Regions from separate parts of the Homo sapiens genome. Here region 2 is linked to region 1. Evidence: read pairs that join two places in POLR2A ChIA-PET (ENCODE). Cell type or tissue: PC-9. All regions are shown on one strand.

Region 1 (8,000 bases):
CAGGGATCCTGGACTTTGCAAGCTTGCAACACTGCCACTAAAGCCTCTGTCCTTCTCTTGTATTTCCTCTCCTTGCCTTGGACCTCTTCTAGATCCCTATTGTAAAAGACCAAAGAGGCTATTCTCAGGAGGTTTTCTGCACTGCTCTCTGGTCCTACAGCTTGCTTTAGTAGTTTCCTTCTAATATCAGGAGCTGCCTATGTAATAAACTTGTCCTTCAGGATGAGCTGTTCTCAACTGAATCAGGGGATAAAGAGGTGTGTACCTCTCTCAGCTTTTCCATAAAGGCTGTGAGATTCTCATCTGGTCTTTGGTCTATCATGGACAGTTTAGAGTAATTGAGAGGTTGGTCCCTGGTTTTCTGGAGGCCCCCTATATGTACCTTAAAAAGTGCTTCCTTTTCCATTCATCTCTTGGGTTATCGGAGTTTCAATCCAGGTTGTCTACTGGAACTGCTTCCCTTACTAGTGGAAATGGAGTTTCCACTTCTTCCTCACCTTCCCTATCCCCTTTTCCCCTTGATCTGCTATGGGAGGCATGTTTCTTGTCTCTGCATTTTTCTGCTGCCTTCAGAACGGCCTCCTTTTCAGCTGCAGTGAGGGTCTGACTTAGCAGCAACATAACATCCCACCTTGTGGAGTCAAACATCTGAGTTAAATTTTGGAAAATTTCTATATACCTAATGGGGTCATCAGAAAATCAGCATAAGTCTCCCTTTATTTGCTTAAGGTCTTATAATGAGAAGGGAACTTGAACTCTCATGGCACCATTTCTATCAGGCATTTCCTGCAGAGGTAAGAGTGAAGAGGGGAGAGTAGGATATACTGGAGATGGTGGAGCTGGAGAAGCTGATGGTACTATTGTAGGGAGACTGGAAGGGTTGGGAAATTCAATAGCTGTCTCAGATTGCTCCTCTGGAACCTGTTTTATCTCTGCAGATCTATTCCCTGTGGGCTTGCCTGCCGTGGCTGCTAAAAGGGGGGCTCCAAGCCGAGAGAGGAAACCCTACCTGTGGCAGAAAACAGTTGGTTATATTAGGAGGCTGGAGGAGGCAGTGTCTGATTTACACAGGGCCCAGGGGATTGGATTGACAAGGTATGTCATTCATATGCCTGCAAAAATACTGGCCCTCTGGCCCTAGCCTTTTAATATGCAAATTCAGGGTGCTATGATGTTGTACACACGTGCACACATGGAGATATCTGGGGGCGGCCATGATGCTTGGCACACATGGTGATGAGAAGAAGGCGGGAATCGCCATATTGGATGGACCCAGTTTCTAAAGGCTGGCATTTGTATACCAAAGCTTGCTGGCCTGGCCCTTCAAATCATTTTTCTGCTAGAAAAGAAATGTTTCTGGAGCTGCTTTAAAAGAAAATAAAACCTTACCAAGGACCCCTTATCCTCTCTATCTACCTGAAATAATTTCTTCATAACTCCTATAATAAAAGATGAGGTGTTGAATTATGATCCTTCTTGTATGAGTCTATGGAGTAGGGATTAGCAAACTTTTTCTGTAAATGGCCAGAGAGTAAATAGTACTGGCTTTGCAAGTTTTATCATTTCTATTGCTGCTACTGAGCTCTGACATTACAGCATGAAAGCAGTCATAAACAATATGTAAGCTAATGGGTGTTGCCATGTTCCAATATAACTCTATTTAAAGGAGCACAGATAGAAAGCACGGAAGATAATTTATGTATAAATAATATTTATTCCTTATATGACTGCTGCTATTTTTTTGTTTGCACTAAAATTATCAAATTATTATGACAACTTCCTTGAGAGAATACTAACCTTTCTTCATCATTTTACTTTAAAATATTCAAAATGTTTTAAGTATGCTGACAATAATTTAATAGCATTAAAATGATGAAATGGTGAATTCCCGAAAAACTAATTCACACCCACAGCTTGTTAGTAAATGAAAAAGCTAGATATTAATTATAGGGATTAACATTTAGTATGTGCCAGATCACAGAAATGTTCAGCAATTTATTTAATCTATTTGATTTTAAGCTTCTAATTTGAAATATTAGATTTTAAAGTTAAAATATATTTAATGTGAATTTTACATTAAAAACAAGGATCTTCCTCACTTAGTGAGTGTTGTCACATTAAGGTGAAGACCTTGAATTCCCATGCACATTGCTGAATTGCAACTGGGAAAGAAAACTCGCTAATAAAATTGCTGATTCACGTAATTACGAACAGAAATAAATTTCATAGTCATAAGCAGCGATGTGTCACTCTTGTCATCTCTGCCTTATGCATTAATTTTTTGTTTACATGATATAATTTTATGACTCTAACTTTAGGGTCTCAATTCTAAAAATTAAAAAAAAAATACTAACATAACATCTTAAATTAACAGCCAAGAAAGGAAAAGGAAGTGAGTGTAAATAATAGGAGATGCTAATTGCATAATTTTACTGTTCAGAATTTGGAATAAATGTCTAATTATTCCATTTTTCTAATACATTTATAGCATAAAATTAATAAAATTCTGAGTTTTGTTAGGTTTAAGAGGAATTTAACATTTTATATTCAAAAAAGACTGGCTTTATTTAAATTTTATGAAAATGTGCTTTGATGTATTAGTGTCTATAGGAATAATTTAGCAACCCTTCGTCTGTAGTGTAATTCCAGGGAACTTCTTTAATAACCTTTGCTATTTTAGCACCTGTGAAAACAATGTTCTTCTAACTTACACTTTTAATTTCCATTATCTTAATTTGCATCTATTAAACTGTCTCATTTAAATTCATAGTTTTTCATTAAAAAGACTTAACCAATGATATGGGAAAGATGCGCTGAGGACTTTTTCCCCCAAATCTTTGTCACTATGAATTCCATCCCTTACTAAATCTTGGGTAGAAATTTTATTCTGGGCAATATATTTCCAAAGGATAAAATTTGTTTGATTAAGGAAAACACCAAATGTTTTAAAATTAATCTCTCTCCTAAACTAATAGTGTGAGTACTCTTATAATAAGTCAAAATACAGCAAATCATATATAGAAATAAAGAAGGGGGCAATTGTAGGCCAAGAGCATTTTTATGTGTATCATAATACTACATCTACATTGAACATCAAGAATGTCATACCCTTCACGTCTACTGATTTTTCATCCATATCTTTATCCACAAAATACTTTGGGACACTTATTTTTAATTTTATACTTATATTCCCACATACTGATTTTACATAGTTATCCACAAATATCCAAAGTTTTAAAAAGAGCTGTGTAGAAGCTTATTGGTTTTCCTTCATATGTTAGTAAAGATAATGACATTGTCCTTCTTGACAAGGATATATACGTGATAAAGATGCAGTTTAAAATTCTAACATCCATTAATTAAGTAAATTTAGAATACTGATCGTGTCCTTGAAGTGCAGATCATTGTGCTGGGGCTTGTGTGAGATAAAACCTTGAAGTTTTGTCTACAAAGAAGTCTATGTTATAGAAGTTACACTGTAGTAGAAGAAATTTGTAGTCATCATTTTATGTACATTTTGAATCACAATAACCCACTGCACTTTTGTAGCTTCTGTTTGGACTACAGGGAATAACTTTGTACTGTGTGGTCTAGCAATCTAACAGGGTTTGATAAAAACAGTTGAATAAACTGTTTCCAGATGGCTCTGTTATTCCCCTTCACCTTTAATCCCCCACTTTTCCCAACCTGAGGCAACTACAATTCTGACTTCTATCACTCATTGGTTAGTTTTTTCTCTTTTTAATCATTTTGTAAATATAGGCATATAAAGTACACTATTTTGTGTCTGGCTTTCTTTGCTCATCATTATATATATGAAATTTAGCCATGTTATTATGTGCATCTTTTCTTGTATTTAAAAAAAATCACTGCATGACGTTTGCTTGCATGAATATATCATAGTAGCATATTCATGTGGTTATTTGTGAGCTTAAGTTTTCATCTGATTTATTCATATCATGAACAAAACTACCATGGTTTGGATATTGGATATAGATTCACTATACTTAATAGTGGAATTTGCTGATTTAACAGGTTGGCAGCTGCTTAGCAATAGCAGATAATGTCAAACCATTTTTCAACTATGTAATGATATATCATTGTAATTTTTATATGTATTTCCCTGGTAATTAATAAGACTGAGCAACTTTTTATATGCTTAACTGAATTGTGTTTTTAAGTCTTTGTCAATTTTGTTTTTTAATTGAATTGTATTTTTTTCATATTTGCTTGTAGATTTCTTTAAATATTCTACACGTGTTCTTTATTATATATATTAATTATAAAACTATTTTCCCAAATTATGGCTTGTCATTCTTTTTATCATGCCTTTTTAATACAAATTCTTAATTTTAATTAAGACCCCTGCCAATCTTTTGCTTTAGGATTAATGCATTTTATAGTTTTGTGCATTGTTTATGAAATCTTTGCTTACTCCAGGATCATGGATATATTCCCTATCCCCTAGAAGCTTTATTGTTTACCCTTTTACATTTGGTCTCTCATTCTTTTCTGATTTAATTTATTTATTATGTGATGTGGAAGTCAAGTTTCACTTTTTTCATATTGTTATCCAATGATTTAAACATCATTCATTTTTGAAAGGCCATCTTTTCCCCCACTGAATCGCAGTGGGCTTTATTTTAAATTAGGTAGCAATACATGTATGAACCTTTTTGTTATTGTCGTCGTTGTTGTTTAAATGCTTTATTTGTATATCTTTGTGCTAATCTAGCTTTGTCTTACCTACTCTTCTAAGCTATTTGTGATAAGCTATTCTTGAGTTTCTAATTTTCAGTGTTTTATAACTTTAAGTATATTACAAAATGGTACTTTATATTGCATTCAAATACCTTCCTAAATTTTAGAGCTATTTTCTAGTAGTAACAGTCAGAGCTAGTTGATTTTAAGACTAGTTATCTGTGGCATACAATACCAGATGGAAAGAAGTAATTGTGAAAAACAATTGGTCAGGGGAACTACAACCACTATGACCAGCTTTTTTCTTATGCCGGACAGCAGACTCAAGATTATGACAACCCCCCCCCCCAATTCTGAATAATATATGGATAGTCTTTATTACTTAGGATTTAATGAAAATTTTAAAAAGATAATAATTTACTTAAAAATGCCTGAACTTTTGTCTGAAGTGAAACTGTGTACTGAACTTTTGTCTGAAGTGAAACTGTGTATATTTGACTAAACAAATGACAATTCATAAAGAGAGGTGTTTGTATGTATTTTGTTTTTCTGTCAAAGAGTATTGCAGAAATCTATAACTAACATCAGTAATGTAATCTAGTCTGAAATTACTTCTAGAGGTCCTGTTGATTTGCTTCTGAGTCATGTGCTAAATTATTTTATTCTCATTATATGGAAATTAAGTGTAATTGCTGCAAAGCTTTCTTTAGTAAAACTGATAATTATATTAATTCTCAACTATAGCAAGTTGTGAAAAATTTGCTTAAAGTAAGAAATCTTTATTTTTAACTTTTCAATAGAGGCTCTGTTTTCTTCCCTTAAACTCTACATTCTAGAGCATGTTTGCTGCTGTTCCACTCCTTTTGCTAAATCTGAGTGAACCAACTGCAGGAAGGAAATTTCTAGATCTCATCTCAAATGTGCTATAGAGTTATTTCCTCGGCACCAAATGAAAATTTCTTTTCCCCTCTTGCGTGCTTCACCGTCTACTAAGGTATTCCAGGGCAGTACAACAGGTAGTCAGGAGTGCTTTGTGATTAGGTGTAGCAAGTTACCTGGAGCTAGTAAATTCCAATGTCTGTTACTAATCTCCTCAAGAAGGTGGCTACTTGAAACATTCGTTTACTTCAAGAAATATAAATCGTATTTTCCATATGTTCATTAACAGTTGTCTCAAGAAGAGCAAATGAACAAAATACTCCATTTGAGATAGTTAACGTGAAAATAGATACAGAGATAAGATCATGCTTCAATGGACTTTTCAAAATACACCATTTAGGTAATCTCAGTTCATTGACGTTCACTTTTGCTTTTACAGACTGTTTTCTAAATCACAAATATAAAGGAAAGATTCTGAAATAATCTTTTAAAAATTAAATGTTAGAGAACAAGAACAGAAAAAGCAACACACTAGTCACAGTATTTGAGTGTCTTGTTTTAACTTTCATTTTGATTTGTAATGACTGTAGCTTCTCCATCAGAGTTGATGAAAAGGTCAAGAAAATGGTTCAAAAAAGAAAACTACTGGCCTAAGAACAGAAAATTGTCAAAATAATATAGTTATTTTCTTTTCTTCTTTAAAATTGTTCTTTCTTTTCTCTTCTGTTCTCTCCTCTGCTCTCTTCTTTTTTCTCCCCTCATTTTCTGTTTTCTTTTTCTTTCTCTCTCCTTACTTTTTTCTTTCTTCTTCTCTTTCTTCTCTGCCTAATATTCAAGTTTCTGATGTCTGTGTATTTCCAGTATTGTTTTTGAGGGTAAGGACGGCACATATGTGGCAGAATAAAGACAGCTACCATAGAAGTGAACATCTATATGCTTCTTATTCTAACAACAAAGAAATGTCTCTGCATACCTTAAATGTGTCTCATTTAAGTAAAAAGAGGACGAAACAGAAGAAACAGAATAGAAATGTTTTGTATTATTAGTTGAGATTCTGAGTTATCAAAAACTTGGTACATTTTCTATATACATGCATTAGATCGTTTAAATATATTTCTTTACGTATCCAGAAATTTTTCTGTTAGACTCTCATTGCTGGTTTCCACATCACACTAATCACATATGTGTAAATGAGACTCATTTCAGTCTCATTTCTTGATCCTCCGCATTGTTTTACATTATCTCTTGTCCAAAATACTCTTACCAAAGTTATCCTAGACTTCCATAGTATACACACTTATGAATTGTTTCTATTTATCTAGCCATTGCTTCACTTTCACTATATTAAAACACCTTTTCTCTGTCTTTAAATATTTTATTAATAAAGATCTCTGCCTTAGCCCTAGGCTTTTCTTTTCGGATGTTTCTACTCTCAGTGACCTTATCAATTTCCTTGGTTCAATTAGTAGGGTAATGCTTATGACTTCAGTTTGCACCTACAGTCATCCATTTAAAACGTTCAAATCAGTATATCCAACCTGCTACTAGAAATTTTGTCTGGCTGTCTTATAGGTAATGCATTCAGTATGTTCACCATTGACCTCATTACTTTCCAGAGCCCTCTCCTACCCAACTTGCAAAATTTGCTCCTCATTTAATATTCGATTTTGGCCAATGGAACAATCATTTATTTGCCTCAAACAGAAACTTTAGAATCACTCCTGACCCTTATTTTCCTCTAACCTACAATACCCAGTCCATATAAATAAACACCAAGCTTTTTAGTTCACTTTCCAAAACACCTTTAAACTTGTCTATGTATCTCTAATTCCACTAACATATCCTATTCCAAGACATCCAAGATCTTTTCTTTGAACTATTATAATAGACGGCTAGTGAACTTCTCTGTGTCTAATCTTCTTCTCTTCTAATCTATCACACACTGATAAAAGAATGTGATCTTTTAAAGTACAAATTCTGTCAATTTTTGGCTTATTAATTGTTTTTCAGAAAAAGTTCAAATATTTTAACATGATTGTCAAAGCTCTCTGTGATCTACACCTGCCTATTTGTTAAGATTCCATGTGTTATAGTGAGCAAATTCCTACTGAAACTATTATAAGCAAAATATGAAACTTTAAATGACCCAAGGTAGAATATATATGCATGGGAGAATATATATATGGTATATTGCCAAGTTAGAATATCTATCTATCTATATAGCCAAGATTAGAAAATGAGGTATCTGGTATAGTGTAGAAGATTCTCTTTTCAACTCTCATCTGCATATCTTGAGTGCTCATCACACATTTTTTATGAGTTTAGATTGGCTTATTCTGTGTTCTATGGCACACATTACAACATAGATACTGGTTAGCACTCTGAATTTTACGTTTTGTTTGTTGCAGGGAACAAATAAA
Region 2 (8,000 bases), 180 kb after region 1:
CCTTATAATGAAATATTTCAGAAATGGCCAAATTTTGTTTTTAGGTTAACTCATATATCATTAAACTACAGCTTTGGGTGAAGTCAGACACTTGGAAATCCCTTAATGCACATGTCTCCTTACCTTCCACCAGCTGGGAAGGTAATGGGAAGCATGTATTCCTACAGGGAAGACAAACAACACTTGCTTGATTGGCAAACACTTTTGCAATAAGGAGAGAGAGGCAGTCTTGGTTAATTCTCTTCTCAGCCAACCAGTCGGATTGCCTGCTGGGCTACTGGCTTGATGCTGCTGAGATGAAAGATTCCAGTGGACAGGGTCATCATTTGAGTCAGGGACTAAGGTGCTCATTATACAAGTGGAGCTGCTTCTGCCTAGCTTAGCAAGCTCCCTGAAGTAGCCATTCTCTCTTTTCCTGCCTTTAATTATAGATGAGTCCTAGCTCTTACTGAAATAGAGATAGATAAATAAATATGCAACAGGTGGAGAAGGAAAGATATGGGGGCAGAAGAATTAAAGAGCATAAACAGAAGATGATTCAGAGATATTTCTACATAGAGAAAAAATATCTAGAAACAAAGTAGCTTGATCATTCTCCAGAACTTTCCTTTGCACTTAGTAGCTATAGGATCTTAGGCAGTGAAGGCTAAAAGGTATCATGCATGTAAATTGCCTGGCTCTGTGTGTGGCACATGGAAGATGTGCAATAAATTGGACCTTTCCTGCATATCCTCATGTTGGTTACAGATAATGGAGTAGCATGCTTTTATAGTTGTTGGGGAAAAAAATAACCTATGAAAGACCACACCGTGTGTGTGTGTGTGCACGTTGTGCACGCATTTAAATAAATGGAGTTATATGAAGGTCATGGATCCAACCTCAAAGGCGGTTAGAAATGGACCAGCTGTCATTATATATGCTTAGCATTTTTATTTCTAGAGCTGTGTCATGTCTGAAAATGAGGGTAAGGAAACCTTCAGAAGAAATACATTTAATTAAAATAATACCTATCAAAAATGTTCCTTACATCTTTCATGATAGATATTTGTGGACTGATTTACTGAACGTTTAGAGAGAAAGAACAACTAAAGGGACAAATACACAAATATGAAAGCAAAGTTCAATCTAGCAGTGGCCTCAGCATTGGCTTTTCATAATGTATCTAAACTATGTTTCTGCATCAGGTGGCAGAATGACAACAAAGGGGCTGGGAATCTGAAGCCCTGTGTCTTGCTCTGAGTTCCAATTTTGTAAAGCATGATCTGAAAAATAAAATCAAGTCCCAGCCCTGGCACCAGCGTCTCACTTTACCCACCTCATATGCTGCACCCCACTTTCTGCGTTTTTGGCTTCTCCAGTTTTTTAGACTGGCTCTCCATCTATCTGGGAAGCAGTCAGTGAAGTATTTCTTGTCTACTCACCTACCTTGACATACAAGGCTCCTGACTACTCTCTTCCAATATCTTACTGCCCACCTAATACTCTTCCCTTATTATTCTCTGCTGTGTTTTGCTCTCAGCAAGCTTTCAATGAATCCCCACTGAGGTGATAACTGATAACCAAGGTGTTAACTGAAGTGTGAATTCTCCTAGGATTATTTAAACCTTGAAAGCAGGCTGTTTGAGGACCAAAATATTGATATATAGAGAAACTGATAGAAACCTTTCCCTGTGATTAATAACATCACAACATCACACCTACTAGACTTTGACTCTCACTACCAACATGCCCACTTAGCCTAGACAATGGCAATGGCTTGGAAAGAGAAGCTTAAGGAGCTGTAGGAGCAGTCAGGTGACTGGACCACACCAGGCCAACACAAATACACTGTAGACAGGCTCACTCTGCCTCTTTTGACTTTAGAATTTTAAACTTGCAATTTGCTAGTAAATCCTACTCTATCTTCAGATCTGTAGTTTAAAACCCTATCAAAGGCATTTCTCCCAAGATGAATTCAACTGTCATTGTTTGTTTTCAACAAATTTCACAACTTGGAGACGTCCCTGTGGAGCTGCAGTATGGGAAGCTGCCAGTGAAAGCTAGATGTGAAAACATGCTCTGAACATTGGAGAGTCAGCCACAAAATAGACGTATTTGGGGGGGAAATGCTGTATAAACATAAATATATGTGCTTCCATAAATCTAAAGGTGACCATGTTGGCCTTAGATGGTGCCAGTTATTGAGCTAAAATGTATAGCAGATGCTGAAGGGGATGAGTGTTAGAGCATTATTCCTCATCAAGTATTTTGTAGCTAATAACAACTATCTTTTTAAAAGGTAAGTTACAAAGGTTAGAAGGTCATTTTTACTTTTAGAATTACTGACTTCTGCCAAGTATCAGTTTCTTGTAAGAAACAATTTCTGTGCTTTCCCTATTAGACTTAAATTTAGAAATAATGAGGTTTTAAAACATGATGAGATATTCTTATTAATAATAAAGTATTTCTTCAAATTTTGAGGAAGAGAGCTAAGGATGAGAGTGTGGGAGGTCAAAGGACCAGGGGTCAGGAAAAGGTGATAGTGGAGAATGGACCACCTACTATTGTCTTAATAAATTTACTAAACAAGAATTTAAATATGTAAACTACATGGTAATAACCCTCTGTGAACAGGCAAAAATAAATATCTTTGAAGAATTAGCACACATCTATATTCTTAAAGTTTTCTGACATTTGTTCGTGTCAATCAGGGCTCCCATGAATTGCAGTAGTATGTTCCGTGTTTTTCTCCACTAATTGCATTCATCACTGTAGAAATGGGGGGAATTGAGAAAAACATCTTTTTCTGAGTTAAAAATAGTAATAGAAATTTCTTTCCTATATAAATATTACACTTATATTTCCTACCATACATATTATACATTTATTTTGAAATATTACATTAAAAAAGGAAATTAACATTAAACATTGAGTTTGGTCGTTTTGTTAATATAGATTGCAAAATGTTAGACGAGATTGATATGGAAAATGTGTACTGCTGCTATTCGAATAGCTTCTGAAGTTTTGGAGGCTACAAGAAATGTTCAAAGGTCGTAGCTTTGGGAGATGTAGTTTTGGCTGAAATCTCTAATAATTCAAATAGAGATTCATAATGTTATTGCAGTCTATTGGCTTGCAGACATTTCTTGATTTATGTGTAATATTCACTTCACCTAAATTCTCTAAATATGAGAGATTCTCTGTATCAGATTTTCTCTACAAGGGGCTAATTACTGATTTCCTTCCAGTTTATTTAGAATATGTAGAAACGACATGGAAAGCCAAATATTTTGTCATAAATGGAAGTTTGGAATACAAAATTGGTGTTCGGGCTTCAAAACTGTCTTATTTTGCAGGAGGGAGACAGTAGGCTTTTAAAGTTTCCGATTCAGGTTCTACGTTCTAAAATAAAGCTGCCAGGGAGTTTTTATAAAGGGAAAAATGCAGCTACAGTATGTAGGAGATATAGGTGTTCTCAAACGCCCTACCTCGTTATGCTTCTGTCTCTCAAAACAAAACACACACACACACACACACACACACACACACACACAAAGGAAAAGAAAAAAAGAAACTGCAACCTTTAACATGAAAGTTTGCTGTCGGTAGTAATCCAGAAGCTCACAGCAAACTTTAAATTTTCTGAAATTAAACAGATCTCCCAAGACCTTGTGGATAGATGGCCTTTCTTTAGGGAGGAGCTGAGTTCAGGAGCTTTACAGGGTAGGAAGTCCAGGTATTCTTATTTATTAATGCATAAAGTTTTCCTCAGATCTTGTTTCTCACGTCTGCCTGACAACCCTGGAAATTGTGGAGCAGAGGCAACTGCGAGAGATAGTACACTTTGTGTTAAATCCAGGAGCAGAGAATGAGCAGGCTGTCTCGCGAACATGAGAACCTCTTCTGGAGGGGAGAGGTTACAAAGCAGATAAGGATTCCTAGGCTAGGAGCTACCTCGTCCTCTGGCTCCAGCCAAGCGTCCTATCCGGAGCCAACTGTAGCTGGGATCCAGCGAGAGGAAGGTGGGATAGGAGGAGGTGGAAGAGGAAAAAAACGGAGGTCGGGGAGGGAGGGGGAACGGAGGGGAGTAAGCTGGAGATCCGCGCGCGAAGGGAGGGTGGAGATGGGGGGAGCGCGCCGGGCGCAGGGAGCTGAGTGGACGGCTCGAGACGGCGGCGCGTGCAGCAGCTCCAGAAAGCAGCGAGTTGGCAGAGCAGGGCTGCATTTCCAGCAGGAGCTGCGAGCACAGTGCTGGCTCACAACAAGGTGATGTGCCAGGAAGCGGTTTTGTGCCCGCTCGGGCTGCTGCGGCTGGGGCTTGCTTCCTTATACCCACCTCTCCTCCTCTGGGTCTGCGTGTGTGTGAGTGCCCGGCTTTTGGGGGTAAAGCCTGCGGGGAGGGGACACGCTTGCCTCTGCTTGTCTCCTCCTCCCTCTACCCTCGTCGTTGCTAATGCATGTTTTCCAGGGTCGCTCCTGGCTTCGTACCCCTTATTTGACACTGACATGCCCCCCCACCCCCCGTTGTGTCTCCTCTCCCAGATGCTCAAGGTGTCAGCCGTACTGTGTGTGTGTGCAGCCGCTTGGTGCAGTCAGTCTCTCGCAGCTGCCGCGGCGGTGGCTGCAGCCGGGGGGCGGTCGGACGGCGGTAATTTTCTGGATGATAAACAATGGCTCACCACAATCTCTCAGTATGACAAGGAAGTCGGACAGTGGAACAAATTCCGAGACGTAAGTTCCGCGCACCCACATCCCCGGGCACACGCGCGCGCTGCTCCGAGGCGGGGGCCGCGGCCGCCGGATGTGGGTGGGGAGTGGGCTCCGTTTTCTGAGGAGAGGGGTTTAGGGAAACGCGGCGGCGCAGGGCTGCTGGAGAAGTTCACAGTTCCGCTGCCCCCTCCCAGCTGGTTCAAGGGCTTGTTTCTTGGATGCACAGGAGTTCAGGTCTCACCAGGTTCACACTCTTCCTCCCCCACCCTGCTCTCCCCTGTGCCCCCTCCCGGCCCACAAAGGTTACAAAGTGCTGGCTCTAACCTCTCAACTTTTGAATGGTGTTTCTGGCACTGGTAAACACAGCAGATGTGCCTTTGCGATGTATCGCTACTAAAGTAACTAGGATCGATCCTGTCACTAATGGTCCATTAAGGAATTTGAGGGAGGAGGTAGGAAGATGTAAGATTTATAAATGCCCGCTCTCCAAGGGTGGGAGGATGTTTGGCGGCACCAGTAAGGACTCGTTGAACGCTCCCGCTTACATAAAATTGTCGATCAGATTTGTGCTTCGACATGACTTTAATCTAGAACATCTTTGCAATGCATTTGATTATATTTTATTCCAAAATGAATCACTGCCTTGAACTCTGCGGGAAGAGGTTGCGAGGGCGGGAGGATTGCAGGTGACAGCGATAAAAGAGTTAAACCATAGACTCCCCTGGGGAGTTTTCAAAAGGGTTATTAAGAGGGAGCCAGGTTTCCACACTTGAAGCTAGTGGCCATGGCTTGCCAGTCATTTTTATTTTCCTCACCTGATCTGAATGGAGCCCAGTAAGAGCTGCTCACGTACAGAGCACGATACAACTGGAAGCCTTGAATTTGGTTGTCCCAGTGAGGAGGCCGCCCTGTTGGCTGAATACCGCCCCTAGCCCACCCTTTAAAACGCGGAAGGCCTGAACTGGAGCGAGAGTGGTTCCTAGACACATTGCCAATCCTTACCGTGACATTTGAGAGAATTTCTCGTGGAGTCCATCTGCAGTGCACTACGTGGAGATGAGTTAACTTCTTTCATCAGCTCCGACTCAGTCACCATTTAGGAAAATAAAAGGGAGCCTAGGCTAGCTTTCATCCTGCCTCCTCTAACCCATTCTCTCAGCCTCTCCATGAAGTAGCTGACAAGCCAAATCTAGCAGAGGGATTCCTGAAGAAACACAAATTTTTACTTTAAAATTAGGTTTAGCCATTTGATTGAGAATATTTAATGGAGAACCTTGCCTACATACTTCATGAACAAAGCTTAAGCATCATTTTATTGCTAAATAAATGCCCTTATAAAAGCATACCCGTTGCATATTTGTTTTAAGTTTACACCAATATTGAGTACAAGCAAAAAGGATAGCGAGTGAGATATTCCTAAACCTAAAGAAAATTTGTTTATCATGCCCTCATTTGGCAAAATCAAAAACAAAAACGAAAATTGAACACTTCATCAGTATTTGAACAGTGTTTGACATTATGACATTTCATTATTTAATGGCTGCTTTAAAATCTTCTAGAAATGAATTTTTGAAAGACCTCCCAACAATGGGATATATTTAGTAGGTAATACTGGTTGCATGCTGTTTTCTATTTGTTTTGGGTTTTTTTTTTTTTTAATAAAATCAACTACACAAGATTCCTCGCTGGGAGAATTGTAAGAGTATTACTATCTTCAATGAGAGCAGAGATAAAAGCTTTCTTCTCTAAAATGTATTTTAAATTTTGAATAACTTAGTATTCTCTTATTTTATTCAAATTACTTTATTAAATTATTGAGGGACTTGGACAGTTTGTGAATGTGTTTGACTTAAACTATTGAGACAAGCTGAGTTGCCTACTATAGAGCTAAATATGCTAGAATTTATGGAGTCAATTTCTATAGAGATGGAGATTTTATTGCTATATCATTCTCAGTTATTCTAGGATCTCAAGGAAAAAGTCCATCAAAATTGTACATAAATTTTAAAAAGGATTTACTGATACATTTTATGCAAATATCTGTTTTGAAGTATATGCAACACCTAAAAATAAATATTGATTTATTTGAAAAACTTTCATCAGGTTTTAGTATTACCATTTTAGTAAGACAGTTATGTTTTTGCAAAGATGACTTCTGGAGGGAATGGAGCGGATAAATGCCATCATTTTTTACCCTTGAACCACCTGTTGCTTATTATTAACATGATGAAAGGTATGCTGACAGTGTGGTTTCTCAAATAATAATTCAGAATGCATAATATATAATCCTTATCTAGACCATCCACCCCACTGCTATTTATGTATATTCTTTCCCTTTTGGGGAATCATTAGCTTAATAATCTTTTCTGTAGCTCTCAGGATGTTATTTTTCAGTTGGTTTTCAGCTGGAAGCACATGGCGATAAGGCATTACTTGAAATAATACTATACTGCATGAATCTACCTTTAAATGTTCTGCATGAGCATTCATATCTCAAATAATGATTTATGTACTCACTTTATATGAGGGCAAAGAAACATGGAATTCTGAACCTCTTATTTGAGAAACAATTTAACTGAAGTACTTTTGTGCTTTTTTCCCATAAAATATAATTAATTTTATTTATACAAAAGCCTTGGAAAGCATCAGCATAATTATTGCTTGGATTAATCCTTATGATTATTTTTTCTTCCGAAGTGACTGTTTTACATAATCAGCACTGTTTAACAAGTGACTCCTTAATGAAAGTTTGAACTGTTCTTTCTTTTGAAATACATTTTAAAAGTATCTTAAATAATATTTAAAAATACAATTTAGCATTATATTTTAATTGAATAATTTTAAAAATAAATGTTACTCTTTATATATTTGTAATATACGTATGTAAATATAATTGATTTACAATAAAGCTTTAGGAACAAAGAGCATGGATAGAGTTACGAGAGAGTAGGTGAGCATAAAAACTACTGCCGTTGAGGCTCATTTTCTTGATTTCCTCAATATAAATGCTAAAGAAGCAATGAAAGCAAAGACAAGCTTACAGTGAATAGGTATTAACACAGGAGAAACAAGCTTGCAATGAGTAGGTGTTAACACAGGAGAAACCTCAAGTATTTTTGACTGCTCTATGCTAGCAATGTCTGTTGAATAAAGTTTGTTACCTTTGTTGTCCTTTTGAAGGACGCTTGGAGTGTACGATGCTTAATGTTATAGACATAAAGAGCTTTCACTGTTTTGAAAATTATTAATTTATTTGGTTATTAGTATAAAAATTCTGATAAGGATTTTAATATCTATGTCTTAGGAAAGCA

The links. ChIA-PET counts read pairs that join two places held together with the same protein. Peaks named below come from ENCODE experiments on the same cell type or tissue, not always from the same donor. Only the 100,000 strongest peaks of a DNase experiment are listed, where the experiment ranks them.
Region 2: POLR2A ChIA-PET joins it to region 1 with 19 read pairs; 2 of 35 experiments call an interaction of 5 or more read pairs at or near these places.

Annotation. Positions count from the first base shown.
Region 1 is chr4:167,409,861-167,417,860 of GRCh38, reverse strand. No RefSeq gene overlaps it. Among named protein-coding and RNA genes, the nearest start is that of SPOCK3, 180 kb to the right of the region's middle. In PC-9, no CTCF peak of the experiment used is centred here; no DNase peak of the experiment used is centred here.
Region 2 is chr4:167,230,695-167,238,694 of GRCh38, reverse strand. It overlaps SPOCK3 (SPARC (osteonectin), cwcv and kazal like domains proteoglycan 3), which reads left to right and starts at 4,201. Exons shown (of 11, transcript NM_001040159.2): 1 at 4,201-4,245; 2 at 4,522-4,710. The coding sequence starts at 4,522. In PC-9, no CTCF peak of the experiment used is centred here; no DNase peak of the experiment used is centred here; H3K4me3 peaks cover 1,671 bases.